Regions from separate parts of the Mus musculus genome. Here region 1 is linked to region 2. The links are chromatin loops, found by intact Hi-C in ENCODE. Cell type or tissue: heart. All regions are shown on one strand. Links, peaks and the distances in the headings refer to the core of each region. The heading gives the core; the rest is flanking DNA.

Region 1 (9,190 bases), core at 748-8,747, 76 kb after region 2:
GTGGCCTTCCTGGAGGTGGCCCACTGTTTTTTGCATGGTCTTCGACAGGTGAGCTTGATGGCAAGGTTCCAAAGAGACCTCATCTCAGTATTGCTTCTTGAAGCTGATATGCTTTTCCTGTCATTATTAAATTAATATAAATGCTGTTTAGATGAATTAATGATTCTAAAGAATCCTTGATTTGTTCACATAATTTTAGGTAGAAAGTTTTAATAGATGGTCTTAGCTTTACTATAAAGCCGTAATAAAGTTAGAATCAAGAATAGAATATGCCCACTTCTCATAATGGTAAGAGAAGGCTGCATAATAAGAAATACAATGAGCTTTCACAATCACACTAAAAAGAGAAATAGACTTGGGACAGTTTTGTGTTCAAGGAAACCATTTACATTCAAAGATGAAGCTACAGGTGTGCACTATGATAAGGTAAAGCCATGTAAAAACTGCTACTTCAACATCCTTCTATAACTCCCATTTTATGTAACATCTCTGAGGTAATTTTCTAAAGAACATTTTGTCTAAGAAGGTATAAAAAGGCCAGAGAAAAGAAATAAAGTTGTTAGTTGGATAGCTTGGCTATATGTAGATATATACATATGTGTGTGTGTGTGTGTGTGTGTGTGTGTAAGTAAACATGCATGAATACTTGCGGAGTATGTAAGACAAGTTGTTAGGCCCAACAAAAATGTGAATATGTTAATGTATAAATGAAAATGTAAATGTGTGTATGAATGTATATGTTTCTGTGCATTCTGTCTGTGTAAAAGATTTTGGTTCTTTTCCTTTCTTCCTCTCTGGTTCACAAAGAGTTAACCAGCCTAGCCAGACAGGCTTCTGGCTGCTTCTCCTGAGAAAGGAACTATAGCAATAAATATTTTTACTTAATTCCCTGCTGCTAGGCCACAGGGGTTAATCACCCAAGCCAAGAGTTCTTAACCACAGAATAACAAGAAAGATTTTAGAATTTGTTAGAGGTGTCAGCAAGCATTCAGTCTACATAGAGAGCTAGAAAGCCAGAGAACACCAGTCTTCACAGCTTCCTCTACCTCCAACTCTGTGCCCCACTCACTTCAAGCCATTCCAGGCGGTGCTGGCTCCCCACACACCCAATGGGGTGGGAAGAAGAAAGAGAAATCATAGAGAGTGAAATACACACTGAAATTCAGCGATTTAGAATAAATGTATAGAAACATTTAAATACAATGTTTAAAAATTAGTTATTTGACCCACCATTTTTTTCTTCCATCTTTTGGTGTTGCTTATATAAAATTCTTCAAAATGAAGTTAATCAAAACTAAATGGGCTCCAACTGCAGTCTCTATGAAATCTGTAGTCCCCAAAGAGAGTATCTCGTTAGGCCACTTCCTAATAGTCTTTAGTATTTGAATTTGCAAATAGAAACTGTGCTTGAATAGACTTTCAGAATGACTACTAGTCCAAGAAAAACAGGCACAGCATCTTCTTCAAGGCCAGGTTGAAAGCCGGATCAGGACTACTGACAATGTCTTTTTAAAATTAAAGTTCATCCCATGTTTTGGTCCACAAATGCATGAAACACTCTGCAGCGAAAACAAAGGACAGTGCATATTTACAAAGAAAACAACTTCATCTTTAAAAATAATATAAAGCATTATGAAAAAATATACATTAACTGGAAAAAAAATCAACAGAACATCAAAATTAGGACAAGTATAGAAAAGAATAGCTCATGATCCTATCATCTATATTTAATATGTTAAAACTTGTATTACCAACCAACAAACTATCCATTTTATCTTAATATATCATAGAAACTTTTAAAAGTAGGAATAATAATGGTAATTGTCTCATATGCTGTTATGAGGATGAGATTATCACTTTGATATTTGACACATAGGAAGGATTTCATAAATGATAGCAATTATCCTCTTAGTGTATAATTTTAAAATTTTAGATTTTAGTGTATATTCTTTTTCCATGCTCACAATAGTATATTCTATTTTCTGCCCAATTACTACTATCGTTATATAAGTAAATGGCTAAATTATATACTTTGGACAATAATTCACACACTGAAGGTTTTAATACATTTAAAAAATTATTGTTATTATAAAGTTTTGTATATTTTTTTGTTACACATAATGCTTGAATAAACATTTTGTGCACTTTTCTGATATTTCCTTAGGATATATATCTAGTGATGGCAGTAATAAAATTTTTTTGAATTATCAAAGTGTTAGTCAATACCTGGTAAATTTTTCTGTCTTTTCCACATCATAAGCTTGAAGGGTGTTAGAAGGCTTTTTTTGTTGTTTTGTTTTGTTTTGTTTTTGTTTTTCAAGACAGGATTTCCCTATATAGCCTGGCTGTCCTGGAACTCACTCTATAGATCAGGCTGGCCTTGAACTCAGAAATCTGCCTGCCTCTTTCCTCCTAAGTGCTGAGATTAAAGGCGTGCACCACCACTGCCCAGCAATGTTAGAAGGCTTTAAAACACTGTATACAATCATGTTTAAAACTAAAAGGGAACTCCCAACAGATAGTCTGCGAGATCTCTATGAGGAAATGAAACTTAAGATAATGCCAATGAACATCATAACACAAAAGGATGGCAGGAAACTCCCCAAGGGGATGTGAATTCTGAAATACATGAAGAAGGTTGCATTGTGGATAAGATGTAACAAGCACACTAAACTGCTGGGATTGTGCTTAAGAGAATTAATATTTTAAAATAAATTTGAATATATTGGATCCTTGTAGGGCTAAAGAAAGGTACAATTCTGAAAAATAACCAATTAGGGATCACGGATATAAGAAATGTTCTTCAAATATACGGATTAGGTGAAAATAACACACCAGACTCATGGGAAAAGCCCCTTAGAACCCTAGAAAATCACACCTAGTAATTTATGGGGAAAATAAAGAAATGAGGTGATAATGACCAAGAATTCCTTAAAACAGGAAAGCACTCTGTTGTCCACTGAGTACCAAGTGGAATACAATTTTTCTCTTTTTCCTTTTGAGAAAGGCTCGCCTTGAACTGGTTATGATACTGAGTATAGCCTTAAACTTCTGATCCTTTTGCCTCTACCTCCTAGGCACTGGGATCAATGGCATGTGCCACCACACTGGACTTATGTAGTGCTCAGATTCCAAACCAGGGCTTTGCACAAACAAGGCACGTATTCTGACTGGGCTATGGTTCCAGCCCAGAATATGCTTGACATATACCACTAACTGTGATATGCTTCAGAACACCAAAATGTTCTTAGAAACTTGAAAATCTGTTAGCCAAAAAGAAGTATGTATCACATTGGCAATGAGACTCACCAGAAATGCAAACTGTTAAAAGGGAAACATAAGCTATACACTGTACTTCAGCCAGGCAACCTTTCCACTGTAAAATTAATACTACAGATATCCAAGTGCCACAAAGAGACATTGCCAAGCTGCCTTCCACCTTAGATTCTAGTAACTTCCACCTCAGTACACTCACTCAGCCTGACACCTCAGGAAAGGGCAGGTGGGGACAGGAGGACCAGTAGCTCAAAGCCATCCTGGTCTACTAGGCTGGACTTCCACATAGCAAACAGCAACTAAAGAAAAAGCTCTCACCAGTGTAGCTTGGAAGCTAATTTACAAAAGAAAAAAAATTGCCAAAAAAAGTTAAGGAAATTTAAAGCTTATCTTCCAAAGACAACACTAATATTTCACTGTTAGTGTACTTTTTATTTGTTTGTATGTTTTGTATTTTGAGACAACGTTTCTCTGGGTAACCCTGGCTTTCCGGGAACTCAATCCGGAGAGAACTCAAGAGATCCGCTAGTCTCTGCCTCCCCAGCCACCATCTCCCAGCTTGCCAGGAGAATTTTATTTAAATTTGGTTCTTTGCCAGTCTCAAACTTTCATCTGGCCAAACATACAGGCAACTTCATTTAGATCTAAGTTTCCTTTTTACTTGGAGGAAAAAGAAACTAAAAAAACTAAGATACCACTATCTCGTTGGTTCTTTGATAGGCATGACATAATCGGAGCGTAAGTCAGGGTCAGGCACATTTTTAACGTGTTCGTATGTTAAACAACACAACAATGGCAAAACGCCTTCTGGTGAAGAATAGAAACCTATCCTATCGTATGTGGTAGGGTATTTGGAAGAGCTAATGGTCTGTTTACCAAATCTAAGACTAAACATAAATTAATCCTCCACTTTGGTTTTCTTCACTAACATGCAAAGAACCATGTTACTACATGCCAATCATATGATCTGTCAATCATATCCCTTTCTGCAGTGACTTTATTGATCTTGGACTGTTGAGTAGTGAGTCAGTCCGTCGCTCCGAAGATACCAATCAAGTTCAACTGATAAATAATTTCATTTGTTCATGGCCAGTGTAACCTTACCTGTGGAATGGACCAGTGTCCTGAAGATCTTGTCTGTGCTCCGCTGTCTACAGCCCATGATAGCCAAATTACTCAGAAATCACCAGCCACGAAAGTGAGCGCCGCAAGACGGTGGGGGAAACGCGACTGAGAGCCCCGGCCACCCCCGCTACTGAGACAGCGGGTTGAGGCGGCCTGGCACCCCGCGCGCCTTGCACTGTCCGCACCAGAGTCTGCAGTCCCGAGGCGGCTTCACCTCAGCGGGGGAGACATCAGCCCCAAGGGAGCTCCACACAGTTTCCGCGGCCCCGCGGCGCCGGCCGGAGCGCGCGGCCTCCTGATTGGTCGGCGACTCTCTCGGTTTGTCTCGCGCGGACTGCTACGGCCAATCGGGTTCTCGGCAGCCAAGTGAGGCACTTCGCTGGAGTGGTGGCGCAGCGCTCTCTGCCCGCGGTAGGTGTGTGGCTGCGGCGAGCCTTTTCCGGCTCTGGGAGTGTGTGTGTGGAAGGAGAGTCCTCGGGGTGACAGGAGTGTTGGGAGTGAAGGGGCGACTTAACTAGCAGGGGATTCTTCTCGCCCGCCCGGAGTCTCCTCCCTGTGTTTGGGAGGCAGGCGTGGTGGTGGTGGCGGTGGCGGTGGCCCCGGCTTGGCTTTGCTGGTCATTAGAGTCTGGCGCAGGCTTTGCTTTCCTGTCTTAACCCTGATCCCTTGGTTTCCGAGAGTTGCTCAGCAGTGTTTGTGGCGCGAAGATTCCCACCGCCGACCCCTGTCATGATTAAAGGAGGCTGGCTGTAGGATTCAACACGGGAAAGCCAGTCGTGGAAGGGAGAGGGGGCTGTCTCGACCACTGGCCTCCGGGTCGATAGAGAACTTTTCTTTTTTGTCAATTGCCAGGGGCCAACTGCGGAGCCTTTGCCCTTCTCGAGAGTTCATCCTTTGACATACATGGACAGCAGGTTGTGTGAGAGTAGTTTTATTCATAAGCATGCCGCCAGCATTCATTCAATGACGTTAGAAAAAAAGAGAGAAATAAAATAAAATAAAAAGGAGAAACGGGAAGTAAACTAGTGTTTGTCATGCTCCAAATTCACTTCATGCTAGGTATACATGTAGCTCAGGCAGACCGGATCTTTCTGCCACAGGAGCGCCACACCCTTACCCCAGTTTCAAAGGTGCTGATTTTTTTTTTTTTTTGTAAATTTCTCTTTACATATTTTTAACATTATAAACTTGATTTTAAAAAAAAGTTTGCAAAAAAAAAAAAGAAAGAAAAACACATCAAAATTAACCAAACCCCAAAACAATACAACTCAAATGAATACATCTATGCAATTAAAGTTGACTTTTGGAAACGAAATTGTGAAGCTTCACATTAAATTTAACACATGTCGAATATGTTTTCTGCACCTAGTCAAAACCAACCAAACAAGAAAGCCATGACAGCTTTGTACATTTCTGGGTCTGCGATGCTATGCGGGCTGGCTTTATGGAACAGGGTATTATTTAAGGAGGGTGTTGGAGTTTGGGAAGAGCAAGACACTGTACTTTCCTCTTTCCAGTTTTCTCTTGGGGAAAAAAAAGTAGAAAAGGAAGTAGAAAGCATTCTTTTTTTTTTTATTATTTGAAAGAAGCTGCCAGATCTGAAAATCTAGCCTGTTAGAGACAAATATTTTGTGATTCACTTATAACAGTTTTGATAAACTTAACACCAGTATCTTCACTTTTTATTTTATTTCAAGGTTGAATAACTTAAGTTATTCAAGGTTAATTGGTTTGTTTTTTTGTTTGTTTGTTTGTTTTTTTGTTTTGTGTGTGTGTGTGTGTGTGTGTGTGTGTTCTTTGTGGGTTGGTTTTTTTTTTTTTTTTGGTTTTTCGAGACAGGGTTTCTCAGTGTAGCCCTGGCTGTCCTGGAACTCACTTTGTAGACCAGGCTGGCCTCGAACTCAGAAATCTACCTGCCTCTGCCTCCCGAGTGCTAGGATTAAAGCTGTGCGCAAGGTTAATTGGTGATTCCGCTGAGTTGACAATAAAGGAGGGGGATATTTTGTGACAGAAAGAACCAAACACAAACAGTGCACACACAAAAAATTGACTTTCTTACTTTACTTTTTTTTTTTTTTTTTTTTTTTTGACTTTTCAGGGTTTTTAATAGTCACATGCAGAGGTCTGGTTCATTTCAGCTCCTTCACTGCCAAACCTGGGGGTAGGGACTGCTTCAGCTTCTCTGCCTTCTCCTTGTCTGTGATAACCAGGGTCTTACTTTACTTTTTAAAGTCACAGCCCATACTAAATTTTTCTCAAACAGAAAGGGTGATTAGTCATACTTGAGTATGAGTTGGTGATCACAGTTTGTATTACTGTTACTGGTCCATAAACCCACTGACTTAATTTTCCTGTTTTCAAAAGAATTAAGAAACAGTTTGGTAAAGGGAAGTGTGTTTATTTCTAGATTAGCTGATAGCAGTGGTGGGAGAACAGTCTAAATTCCTCCTTGCTATGCCAGTGGTCTTCTTAATTTGCAGAAAGGTTTGGGATAAAGGTTAGAGCATGTGAAAATTGAGGTATAAGACAGGTCTTTAAAATGTTAAGATTTCATTGATGACTGTCACCAAAAGCATTGGTCATTTTGACCTTTAGACTTGTAAGTATTTTTAGTTGCACTGTTTATCCCCATAATGAATTTATATTGATTGAAACCAGAAAGTAAATGGTAAATGTACCAAGTTAAAAATACAGTGTACACGAAAAACCAAAAAAAAAAAAAATACAGTATACAAATTCAAATTGTCCCTCAAATGATATTTTATATGATCAATTCTTATTAAGGTATCTCTAGCCCTTTAAAAATAATTTTAAAGGGCTGAGAGTCTGGCTCATTGGTATATCATGTACTGAGCACGCAAGAGAATCCTGGGTTCAATACTCAGCACACAATTAATTAAAATGTCATGGGAACCCCCATAAATTAGTGTGATTTACATGGTGGGCTATTTGGATTGTTTAGGTTAAAAAAAAAGTTTTAGGAGCATATATATCATCTCTCCCTCCTTCTCTCACAGCGCTTAGGGTCAAGGTCAGGGCCTTGTGCATGCTAGGCAAGCACCTGGTCTCTCTTCCTCATCCTAGCTCTATTTGCCTCCTGTCCCTTTAGATACTAGGGATTAAATATAGGGCTTCCTGGGAAGTCTTTGTTGTCCTTGTTGCTGGTTTACTTTGCCACTTTCACCAAGTAGCTCCACCTTAGGAGCTGATTTAGCTACCTTATATCATGCTATGTATATATGCGGCATTCCTAAATGGAAAGGTAAAATTTATTTTGCTAGAGGAAAAATATTGGCGAGTGGTAATAGCTGAATTTTGTGCCTTAGTATATTTCAAGTTATTTTTTATATGGTCACACCAATTCATGTAATATTGCCACTACTTTTGTCACTATTCCTGATGATTCTCTAAGGCTCTTGATTGGGCATAGAGTGGGGTAGATGGGTAGAATTTATCCCTCTCAAATATAATGTGCATAGCCTTTTATTTATCTGTGGACACAGAACTTTGTACTTTTGTGCTGCAGCAGAGGTTACCACTACTAACAAGTACATTCTTTGAAAGTAATTGGTGCTGTTACTTAATCCAGGTCTGGCTGCTCCCCAGTGATTCAGGACAGGAAAAAGATTTGGAAAGAGAGAAATCAAAGAAGGTGGGAAACTTCTACCAGCAAAGACCAATTAGTAAAGAATTTGAGTGCAAAGAGCTTTCTTTTCTAGAGAGGTAAGGGAGAAGCAAAGGGCAGTGAGTCTTCATGCTGAGTGGGCTCCAACACCCAGAGCCTGTGTTTTGTTGTCTTTCTACTGGAGTAGCCTTGAGGCACTGATCATCAGCTTTTGTCTTCTAAGGTAAAAAGAAAAAGAGAGAGAGAGAGAGAGAAAAAAAAAACAGCCCACATGATTTCTGAGACAGTTAAGATTATTTTATTTTCAGTCAGAGAATAAGATTAGCAAATCCCTGGTCTATACTGTGATATCATCCAAAGATTCAGATGTCCTTGGGTTCTGTAAATTTTAGGATGCTGGTCTTAAGACCTGAGAAATGGCTCCGTTGGGTAAGGTGACTGCTACTAAGCTCAAGAACCTGTGTTCAATCCCAGCATCCACATGGTGGAAGGAGAGATATAGTTCCCACAAGTTAACCTTCCACACACACAGACAGACAGACACACACACTCAATAAATGTTTTTTGTTTGTTTGTGTGTTTAACTCTGTGCCTGTAAAAAGAACTATGTCAAATACTATAATACCATTTGAATTTTTCAATAAAAAGATACTTAAGATACTTAAGTTCATTTTCCCAAGAATAACTAACCTTATCAAACTGAGTGAGTTAGGTCATACCTATAATCCCAGAGTGAGAGTTAAGAATTCTCTAACCTGGGTCATATAATAAGACTTAAAACAATAAAAATTGAAAGAAAAAAAAAAGCTTATGTTCCTGGAGGAAAATAGCAAAATATAACAGTTTGAACCTATTAGGTTGTTGAACTAGTGGAAAATTAATCAAACAGAATCTCACTATGTAGCCTAGGCTGGCAGCTTGCTGAGAACTGGCATTATTGATATGTATCACTGTGTCCAGTGATATTTGCTTTGGTTTGTTTACTTGTTTTGTTTATGAGACTCAGTGTTACTGTATATCCAGGCTAGTTTGGGACGTGAGAGTGTCTCTGCCTGACGCATGCTGGTACTGAAGTCTATACTAACAAATCTGACCAACTAAGATGAAGTGAAGCTGCAGAGTTTCCATATCCTTGGGTTATAGTGCCAAACTGCCTCCTGAAAA
Region 2 (9,190 bases), core at 808-8,807:
CTGTCTTAACTCCAGCTCCAGAGGGTTACACACACGTGTACACACACATTGAAATCTTTCTAAAATTTTACTAAATATGCATGTGTGTGCCTGTGTGTGTGCCTGTGGGTGTACCCTCTGTGATGTGTGTGTATCCTGGTGTATTTATGAGTGTATGTATCTATGTGTGTGTTCTGTGTCTGCATGTAGTAGACAGAGGTTTAATTTGGCCGTCATTCTCTACAGCTCTTTGACTATTTTCTAAGACATTTTTTTATGGAAATGAGTGTTTTGTCTGCATATATGTATGTGTATCAATTGTGTGCTGGTTTCAGCAAAGGTTAGAAGAAGGTATTGGATTCCTGGAAGTGGAGTTAACTAATAACCCTGTTTCCTGGGAACTGAGTCTGGGTCTCTCTATAGCAGCAGGTTTACCACAGAGCCATCTCTCCAGCCGCTCTCTACTTTATAGTTTGAGAGAGTTGCTCCCTAACTTGGAGAGCTCACAATTTCAGCTCACCTGGTTGGCCAGCAGGCTTCTAGAATCCTCCTGGCTGCACTCCAGCCAGGGACTGGATGCATGGGACTGCAGGCAATAAGTTCACCTGTGTCCTGGGTTCATGCTCATGTCCCCAGCACTTCACTAAATGAGCCACCAGCTTTCTAGCTCCAGATAAAGTTCTGGAGTCACATAAACTTCAACGATCTACCTGTTCATGTCACAGGAAACTCAAAAAACGAAGAGCATGAGAAACATGAGAAAAAGTTGTGACACTTTCAGAGCCAAATATTTTTTTATAAAAATGATAAATCATGATGTGAACATTAATCCTTGCATGTTGATGTCAGAGAATGGCCCTGGGAAGTGGTTCTGTTCTTCCGCCATGATTTGGAGTTAAGATCTCTCTGTGTTTCTGCTGCTCTGCTCTAGTTGCAAGCTTAGTGCATGGATAGGTTGTACTGTACCGTGATGCTGAGAGAAAAAGTTGGGCAATACTAATGTCTGATTTTGATTGTTAAGTTGTACTTATGTGAGAGAAAGTTCTTGCACACTCAAGCATACAGGACAGATGATACCTAAATTAACACAGAGCTGACAGCTCCAGGTGGCCATATGTACCATGAGTCTCAGCACTCAGGAGACTGGGGCAGATAAACCTAAATGAGCATTCCCAACTCAAAGGCCCTCTGTGCATGGAGACATGATTTATGTGATGATAATCTTCTACCAGTGATCTTCCATGGGGGCTGTGAGCCACAGTATGAGTACTGGGAACAGAACTCAGTTCCTTTGGAAGAGTATCTGGTGCTCTTAACCACTGAGCCATCGCATCAGCCCCACACATGTAGTTTTAAAATTATTTACCAGTAACTTACCAAACAGTTTTCATGAGCAACTATATTTCCTGATGGTGAAAAGTATATTTGACTCCACTCGTGGCCTTCAGGGCACAGGGCACATGTCCTTTTTTCCATCTTTTCTATGATTGGACTGTCACCTAGAAATAACATCCAGGTTAAAACAGAAAAGCATTTTGTGTCCTTGCTAGCTCCTCCAACTTAAAGGAGCAGAGGAGGCCCTGTTCTTAGGACAGAGTCTTAACTCCTGGACCAATCACGAATCAACAATCTCACCAGTGAAAAGCCGCACCTCTTGTGTGGCTCGGCCTCTGCTCAGTGCTGAGGACCAGTGAGACAAACAGAAACAGAGCAAGCCACAAGGTTGGCTATGGTGTGACTGAAAAGCTTCTAGAGGCCTTACTGAAATGAACAAAACATTTAGAAATTCTCTGATGATGTCTGAGAGCTGCACATATCTACGGGCAGAGACAGGACTGGAGAGCAAAGGTTGATTCCATGTCTGTTTAGCACAGACAGGAATAGGTGCACCTCTGGAGCCTATGAGCTTCCTTACCATGGGGTCTTGGTCAGATTTACAGCTTGAGGCATGCACTTCCTCCTGCTGGCCCTAACTCCAATTAGAAATGAGTTGGTCACCCCTATGACACGGTGTCACTCTGTGCCCAGGAACTTATCTTGCCATGCTGCTTGTCCTTGTAGCTCAGTGTTCACAGCTGTGTGAGCCTGTGGATTACTTTTCTCCCACAAGCTCCACGGCTCCTTTCAGTACCACGAGAGCTAGCCAACAGGGAAGACCTTCCTGGTTATTGCTTAGTTTCTCACTGTACTGTGCTTAACAATGTGGTGTCTTTGGCAATCAGGTCTTATGATTGGGCTCTCAACTGGTCATTGTGCAGAGAATAGATATCTGTGGAATGTTGAGACATGAATGACATAATGAAAAAATCACACTGCTTCCCCCAAGGCTCAAGGAACATGGTGGAAGACAGGATGAAAGGATGCTAAGATCCATAGAAACAGTGTCCTCTAGACATGATAGAAATACTGTGATTATAGAAAGTCAACATAAAGCTGGGCTTGGTGGCGCACACCTTTAATCCCAGCACTGGGGAGGCAGAGGCAGGTGGATATCTGAGTTCGAGGCCAGCCTGGTCTACAGAGTGAGTTCCAGGACAGCCAGGGCTATATAGAGAAACCCTGTCTCGAAAAACCAAAAAAAAAAAAAAAAAAAAAAAAAAAAAAAAAAGAAAGAAAGAAAAAAGAAACTCAACACAGCTGTGTTTGAAGCTAAGGTTGACTGCAAAAGGCCTACATAGGACCAAACCAATTAAAATTCTAACTTGCATGATGGTGGAGGTTGGGGTGGTGGGCACAGCACTCACTAGCATCTAGCCCTAATGAGGAGATCTGTCAGTTGTGGACTGTAGGGGAGGGTGTGTTGGTTTTCCTGTAGCATGTGGCCCCTTTTAGGCCTACGTGCTTCCATGGTTGAATATACACAAACACAGAGACACACACAGACACACACACAGACACACACACACAATGTTCACCACAATCTGGAGGTAAAAAACTAGTCCAGATGGAGAAATGAGCAAAAGAATAGTTGAGAAACACAAGGTAAAGACTATCAGCAAGGCAGGAGCAAGAGGAAGATCCCACTTCACACCCTGTGTGTGTACAGGATGCTAGATATACAAAGATGGAACCACATGAAGCTCAAGAAGGAAGACCAAAGTGTGGATACTTCAATCCTTCTTAGAAGGAGGAACAAAATACCCATGGAAGGAGTTACAGAGACAAAGTGTGCCACAGCAGAAACTGAAGGAAAGACCATCCAGAGACTGAAGGAAAGACCATCCAGAGACTGCCCTACCTGGGGATCCATCCCATATACAGTCACCACACCCAGACACTATTGTGGATGCCAACAAGTACATGCTGACAGGAGTCTGATATAGTTGTCTCCTGAGAGGCTCTGCCATTGCCTGACAAACACAGAGGTGGATGCTCTCAGGCCATGATTGGACTTAGCACAGGGTACCCAATAAAAGAACTAGAGAAAGGACCCAAGGAGCTGAAGGGGTTTATATCCCCATAGGAGGAACAACAATATGAATAACCAGTACCCCCAGAGCTCCCTGGGACTAAACCACCAACCAAAGAGTACATATGGAGGGACCTGTGGCTCCAGCCACATACATAGCAGAGGATAGCCTTGTCAGTCATCAGTGGGAGGAGAGGCCCTTGGTCCTGTGAAGGCTTGATGCCCTAGTATAGGGGAATGCCAGGAACAGGAAGTGGGAGTGGGTGGCTTGGTGATCAGGGGGCACTTGGAGGGGATAGGGGCCTTTTGGAGGGGGAAACCAGGAAAGGGGATAACATTTGAAATGCAAATAAAGAAAATATCTAATAGAAAAAAAAAAGGTTGGAATTCTTCACAACTGTCCCCAAGGAAGTTTTAAGGTTAATCTCAATGTGTGTGTGCGTGTGTGTGTGTGTGTGTGTGTGTGTGTGTGTGTATGTGTATGTACCCTCCACACACACACACACCAGGGTATAGAGCAATAGCTCTGTCGACAAATGCTCTTATTTGTCTTGCAGAGGACCCAGGCTCAGTCCCTAGCACCTACTTGGTGACCTATAAAAATTTCTAACTCTAGGTCCAGGAGCGATCCTTTGCCTTCTTCTTCTAAACACTAAATCACCAAGTACATGAGGAGTATACAAACATTTATGCAGAAAAGATAATCATACACAAAATAAACCTCAAGAATATACTAGTTGCAGGATGGCTATAGGCTGAAACATCTCTACCAAGTGGGGGAGGATAATGGATCCCTGGGTTGTTTCAGGGATGGAAGGATGAAAGCTTTGCCTGAAAATAGTGACTTCCCTTGAGCAGTGATCACTGCTATCCCTGTTGCTTGAAAGGCCTTTAAAGGTTTGGCATTAGTGCCTTCCTATTGTGTCTGTATTTCCTGCTTTAACCTTTGGGCCGGGTTTCTACTGGAGAAACAGGATTGGGGCAGGCCTGAAGTAGCCTGTCAACAACACCAGCGTTCAAGTTATTCCTGCTGTCCTCTGTGCATTATTTCTGTTTCTTTACCCAGATAGAACTTCCTGGCCATTCTTGATTGTTTTCTAAGATGGTTCCAGACGCCTTGTGGACCACAAAACTGACAAAAAACTGGATCATCATGCTCTTATAATAAGAGAAAAACATCTCAAGGAGATTGTCACCATGGGTGGCCCTGAAATATCAGCCTGCACAACACAAACTCTTAAGACACTGATGGCTATAAGAAACACATACCCCCAAACTGGTCCTCGGTATTCTCCATTTGCCCACAAAGACCTAGACTTCCTTTCCAGATTGCTAGCACCCCCAGTAAAGCCTCGCCTCCTTTCCCACGAGCATGTCTTGACTGTTCCCTTTACAGTGCACAGCTTCTAGAACTTTGGAGAGAAGACCCAACGTGGTGGAACAGGCTGACATAGAGATTTCATGTTCCAGAGGCTCCCAGTACCTACAGCTTTCCCAGATACTGTAAGCCCAGCTCCACCCTCAGCAACATCCTGCAGTCTCCCTGGAGGTGGGAGAGTGGGGTATGGCATGTACCTGCTGGCCATCACTCTAGTACTCACCCCTTGAGACTGGGCCACACGGTGGTGCTGTCTCTTGGGCCATGACTGGGCGCCTGTACTCCTATAAGCACGACTGAGTTTCTAGTTTCTGGTTTCCAGATTCTACTTCTAGCTCCTAGTTTCGTTTCCCGAAATGTGCATAGTGAAAGCAAAGACCTAATTGGCGGGAAGTGCATGTTGTAGCATGCTGGCAGATTTTCAACTCTGAATAGTCATTTGAAAAGTTTACTCTGCCAATGTGATGAAAACCAGGGCCTAAAATAACTTAGGGGAGGAAATGGATTATAGGACTAACAGGGTGCAGTCATCATCCAGAGAACAAGGAAGAAAGCAGGAGCAGGGAGGCTTTCTGCCTATTTCCCTGGCTCTCTAGACCTGCTGTGCAGTACAGTCCACAACCACCTGCCCCATGCTGCTGCTGCACACAGAGGCCTGCGCCTTCCTCCACAACGAGCAGTCAGGAAAATGCCACACAGGCCACTCTGATGGAGGCAAATATGGAGAAGGGTTCTCTTCCCAGGTGTGTGACATCAACAACCACAATAGCCATCAATCAGCTGGAGAAAACCCACACCAGACACCCCAACCGTGCCTGTGCTTAACTTAAGGAACAATCGGTCTGTTCTTCTGAAACTTGTAGCACATTGTTTGGTCTATGTGGGAGTATCGTTAAAGGACAAAAAATTAATAGGTCTTAGACCCAGGTGCCAGTAAGGACTTTTTATTTAGCACCCGTGGGCTACAAAGCACACAGAAATGTAGATCTTTCAGTCCCAGTGACAAAGGGAAACATTCATGTAGGCACTAACATATAGGGAATAGAATTCTAAAAAGTTCATTCTTTCGGGGGAAATCAAAGATATAGTCTAGAGGGAAGGCACTCTGCTGCAGACGAACCTCATTTGGGTCCTCGATCCACGGGTGAAACTCAGGTTCCGGTTATAGGTGATCAAGGAGTCAGCGAGAAGGGGGTGACAGACAGGACACAAGGGAGTGTGGATCTGAATGTATTTTGTCTCAAAGCGAGCACCAGTCTTATAAGTGACTTTTACACAAAACAGAGGAATGCCTACAAAGTACTGGCAGGAACCAACTGGGATAAAATTCTATGTTAATGACTGGGATCAAAAGCAGCCCCACCTAAGGTCAGCTTAATACTAGAAGTCAGGGGCGAGGGCTTCTGGCCCTTGCCATAGTTCCTAATCTAGTCCAACGTTTAGTCCGATTTCCCCCTAGGCCATTGTAAATTCCTGTGTATGGGTGTAACTCAGCTATCTATAGTTCTAAGTATCAACTCCTGTTCCTCCTTAAACCACAATCTTCCTTCTTCCCAGATAATGGTAAATTCCTGCATATGGGAATAGTGTGCCCTGAGATTTCTAACTCTTATCCAGTAAGATACTGTAAGAAAGCATGCAAGACCCTCTACATTATCGCAGGGACAAATCTGGGGCACTCTAGCTATGGGAATGCCAAATTTCCAGGAGACTAAGTTTCCGTGAACTTTTCACCTCAGGACCACGCCCAGGCTTTTCAGCCTGTCAGACAGGTCACTACTGGAGTGGATGTAGCAGCACTTAAGAGGGCCAAGGGCAGCCTGTGCCTGGCAGAAGAAAGGCAACTAAACAGGGCACCATGGATAGCCTGGGCAAAATGAAAGGGCCTAGCACAGGATGGCAAGGGCCTTGGGTAGGTCCTGGAGAAGGCCTTTCGCACACTATCAGGAAGAATAGAAAAGCAAGGCCTGTGCTTTTGAGGAAAGTCTCTAGTTTCCAAGATAAACACCAGGCAAGTGTGTGTGTGGTGGGGAACAGGCATGTGAGAGAACCGAGGCCTTGAAGGGAAGTATCACATGAATGCACATGTGTATGTGTATACACATAGTCATTGAAATAGTATTTTATACTTTCTTTTCTTTTTATTTTTTTGGTTTCGAGACAGGGTTTCTCTGTGTAGCCCTGGCTGTCCTGGAACTCACTTTGTAGACCAGGCTGGCCTCGAACTCACAAATCCGCCTACCTCTGCCTCCCGAGTGCTGGGATTAAAGGCATGCGCCATCACGCACGGCATTTTATACTTTATTACACATTACTTTGTGTGCATTTCAGTGTGTGCACATGTGTGCCATGACACATAGGGCAGTTAGACTCACTTCAGGCTAAGGTAATTCTCTTAAGGTAATTCTCTTCTATCATGGGGGTTCCAAGGTCTGATCAGGCTGTTATGCTTGACAGTAAGTATGTGCCTTTACAGGCTGAGTCATCTCTTTGGCCCATACCTAATGTCTTAAAAGATGAAGTACTATTAAAGCACAGAACAGAACAGGATTCTTGAAAGGAATCTCCTGTAACCAAAGTAACTTTGGGGCAGAGTCAGGCCAATCTCTATAAGCCATATAGTGAGACCCTGTCTCAAAAAAAAAAAAAAATCCAAAAGAATCCTAAAAGAAGAAGAGGAAACTCTTAGGAAGAAAATTAACATGGGCTGGAGAGATGGGCCAGTAGGTAGAGCGACAGTAGAGTGTACTGGCTAGTTTTGTGTCAACTTGACACACGCTGGAGTTATCACAGAGAAAGGAGCTTCAGTTGGGAAAATGCCTCCATGAGATCCAGCTGTAAGGCATTTTCTCAATTAGTGATCAAGGGGGAGGTCCCCCTGTGGGTGGTGCCATTTCTGGGCTGGTAGTCTTGGTTTTATAAGAGAGCAGGCTGAGCAAGCCAGGGGAGGCAAGTCAGTAAAGGATATCCCTCTATGGCCTCTGCATCAGCTCCTGCTTCCTGACCTGCTTGAGTTCCAGTCCTGACTTCCTTTAGTGATGAACAGCAGTATGGAAGTATAAGCTGAATAAACCCTTTCCTCCCCAACTTGCTTCTTGGTCATGATGTTTGTGCAGGAATAGAAACCCTGACTAAGACATAGACACAATTCCTGAATTCTCCTTTCATTAGAATCAGGGTGGGATGTGCATCAGTTGTCTCAGGACTTTAAAGAACAGACAGGAAAGTTGCTAGGCTTGATGGCCACCCAGTGTAGTTGAAATGCCCAGCCAGGTTCAGAAAAGACTTTCTGAACAGAACAAGTTGGAGATTGATAAAGTATACCACCCAATATCCATACTCATTCACATACACTAAAAGAAAAAAGACAGACTAGAAAAATACAGTGTAATTGTTGGGGGCAGGGCACAGATTCAGATGGAAGGTGGAAGATGGAGGGAATGCTAGAGCAGAGAATTCGAATCTGGACTCACCTTTAGTAAAAGACTCTGAGGGGAAGTGCATTCATTTGTTGCCTTAGTACAACACCAATGTATGATTGGCAACTCAGTGTTACTTCCTAATGTGCTTGTCTAATACACACAGTAACCAACAAATCTCTAATTGGTAGTAAAGCCTGGTCAACAAGAAGGACATCATGTTTGGGCCTGGAACCTAGCCAAGTATTCAGGACTAGTGAAGTCATGGATCTTAGAGAAAAACCAACAACTGTCACCTTACTAAACCAGTATAATCCCTAACTACATTGTAAATATGTGTCCTTAGACCCATAGATGAGTATAGCTCTCACCCTTCAAGGAAACTTCATTTGGAAAAGCAGATGGAGATCCTTATAGCAAACCACAACTGATAAAAATACAGTTCCAGAGCCCAGGCCCAACTAACGCATCAACACATTACAACTCCTATGAGTAAGATTCATGATGGAAGAGGCAGAAGGACAGTTAAGAGCCAGATGAACAGGAAGTCTGCTTTGAGATTCCGTCTCTTGGATTTGTCAAAGAAGCCATGAAGTCTCACCAACATAGCTGCGTAAAAACAGGCTGAACAAGGGACACCAAAGGACATGCTAGCATGGGAAGGGAAAAGCCCAGATGGCCTCAGCCCTCCACAAAGAACTACAGATAACCAAGGAGTGTGAAAGCAGAAGAAATAAATCTTCCCCACGGAAGAACACATCAGTTGGTCATCCAATAGCAACCTGGAAAACTTGTACATCTAAGTATCATTTTACAGACTAAGCACAATGTATTTCCTAAGATTTGAGTGCTTTCCGGACACTGTGGGTGCTATGATTCTGCAGGTAAAGAGCCACGACAGACAGTACTCTGTAGGAATATACGAAGGATATTTGCTTCTTGTGAGTCTGTTTTCCACACCTCTTGTTTCTAGATAAGTATATTTTACATGTGAGTTTTTTACAC

Evidence for each region. Hi-C counts contacts between places; a loop is a spot of excess contacts. Peaks named below come from ENCODE experiments on the same cell type or tissue, not always from the same donor. Only the 100,000 strongest peaks of a DNase experiment are listed, where the experiment ranks them.
Region 1: it touches region 2 in a loop (6-fold over the local background); 8 of 42 quality-filtered maps call a loop at or near these places.

Annotation. Positions count from the first base shown.
Region 1 is chr14:59,436,207-59,445,396 of GRCm38, forward strand. Gm45935 (predicted gene, 45935) reads right to left here and starts at 4,674. Exons shown (of 24, transcript NM_001320725.1): 1 at 4,381-4,674; 2 at 1,231-1,559. The coding sequence starts at 1,246. Setdb2 (SET domain, bifurcated 2) reads right to left here and starts at 4,674. Exons shown (of 14, transcript NM_001320720.1): 1 at 4,381-4,674; 2 at 1,231-1,559. The coding sequence starts at 1,246. It overlaps Cab39l (calcium binding protein 39-like), which reads left to right and starts at 4,757. Exons shown (of 11, transcript NM_026908.4): 1 at 4,757-4,812. In heart, for the core only: a CTCF peak has its summit at 4,801; a DNase peak (open chromatin) is centred at 4,735; H3K4me3 peaks cover 2,311 bases; H3K27ac peaks cover 1,329 bases.
Region 2 is chr14:59,360,378-59,369,567 of GRCm38, forward strand. Phf11d (PHD finger protein 11D) reads right to left here and starts at 5,113. Exons shown (of 11, transcript NM_199015.4): 1 at 4,990-5,113; 2 at 1,357-1,478. The coding sequence starts at 5,032. In heart, for the core only: a CTCF peak has its summit at 4,998; a DNase peak (open chromatin) is centred at 5,074.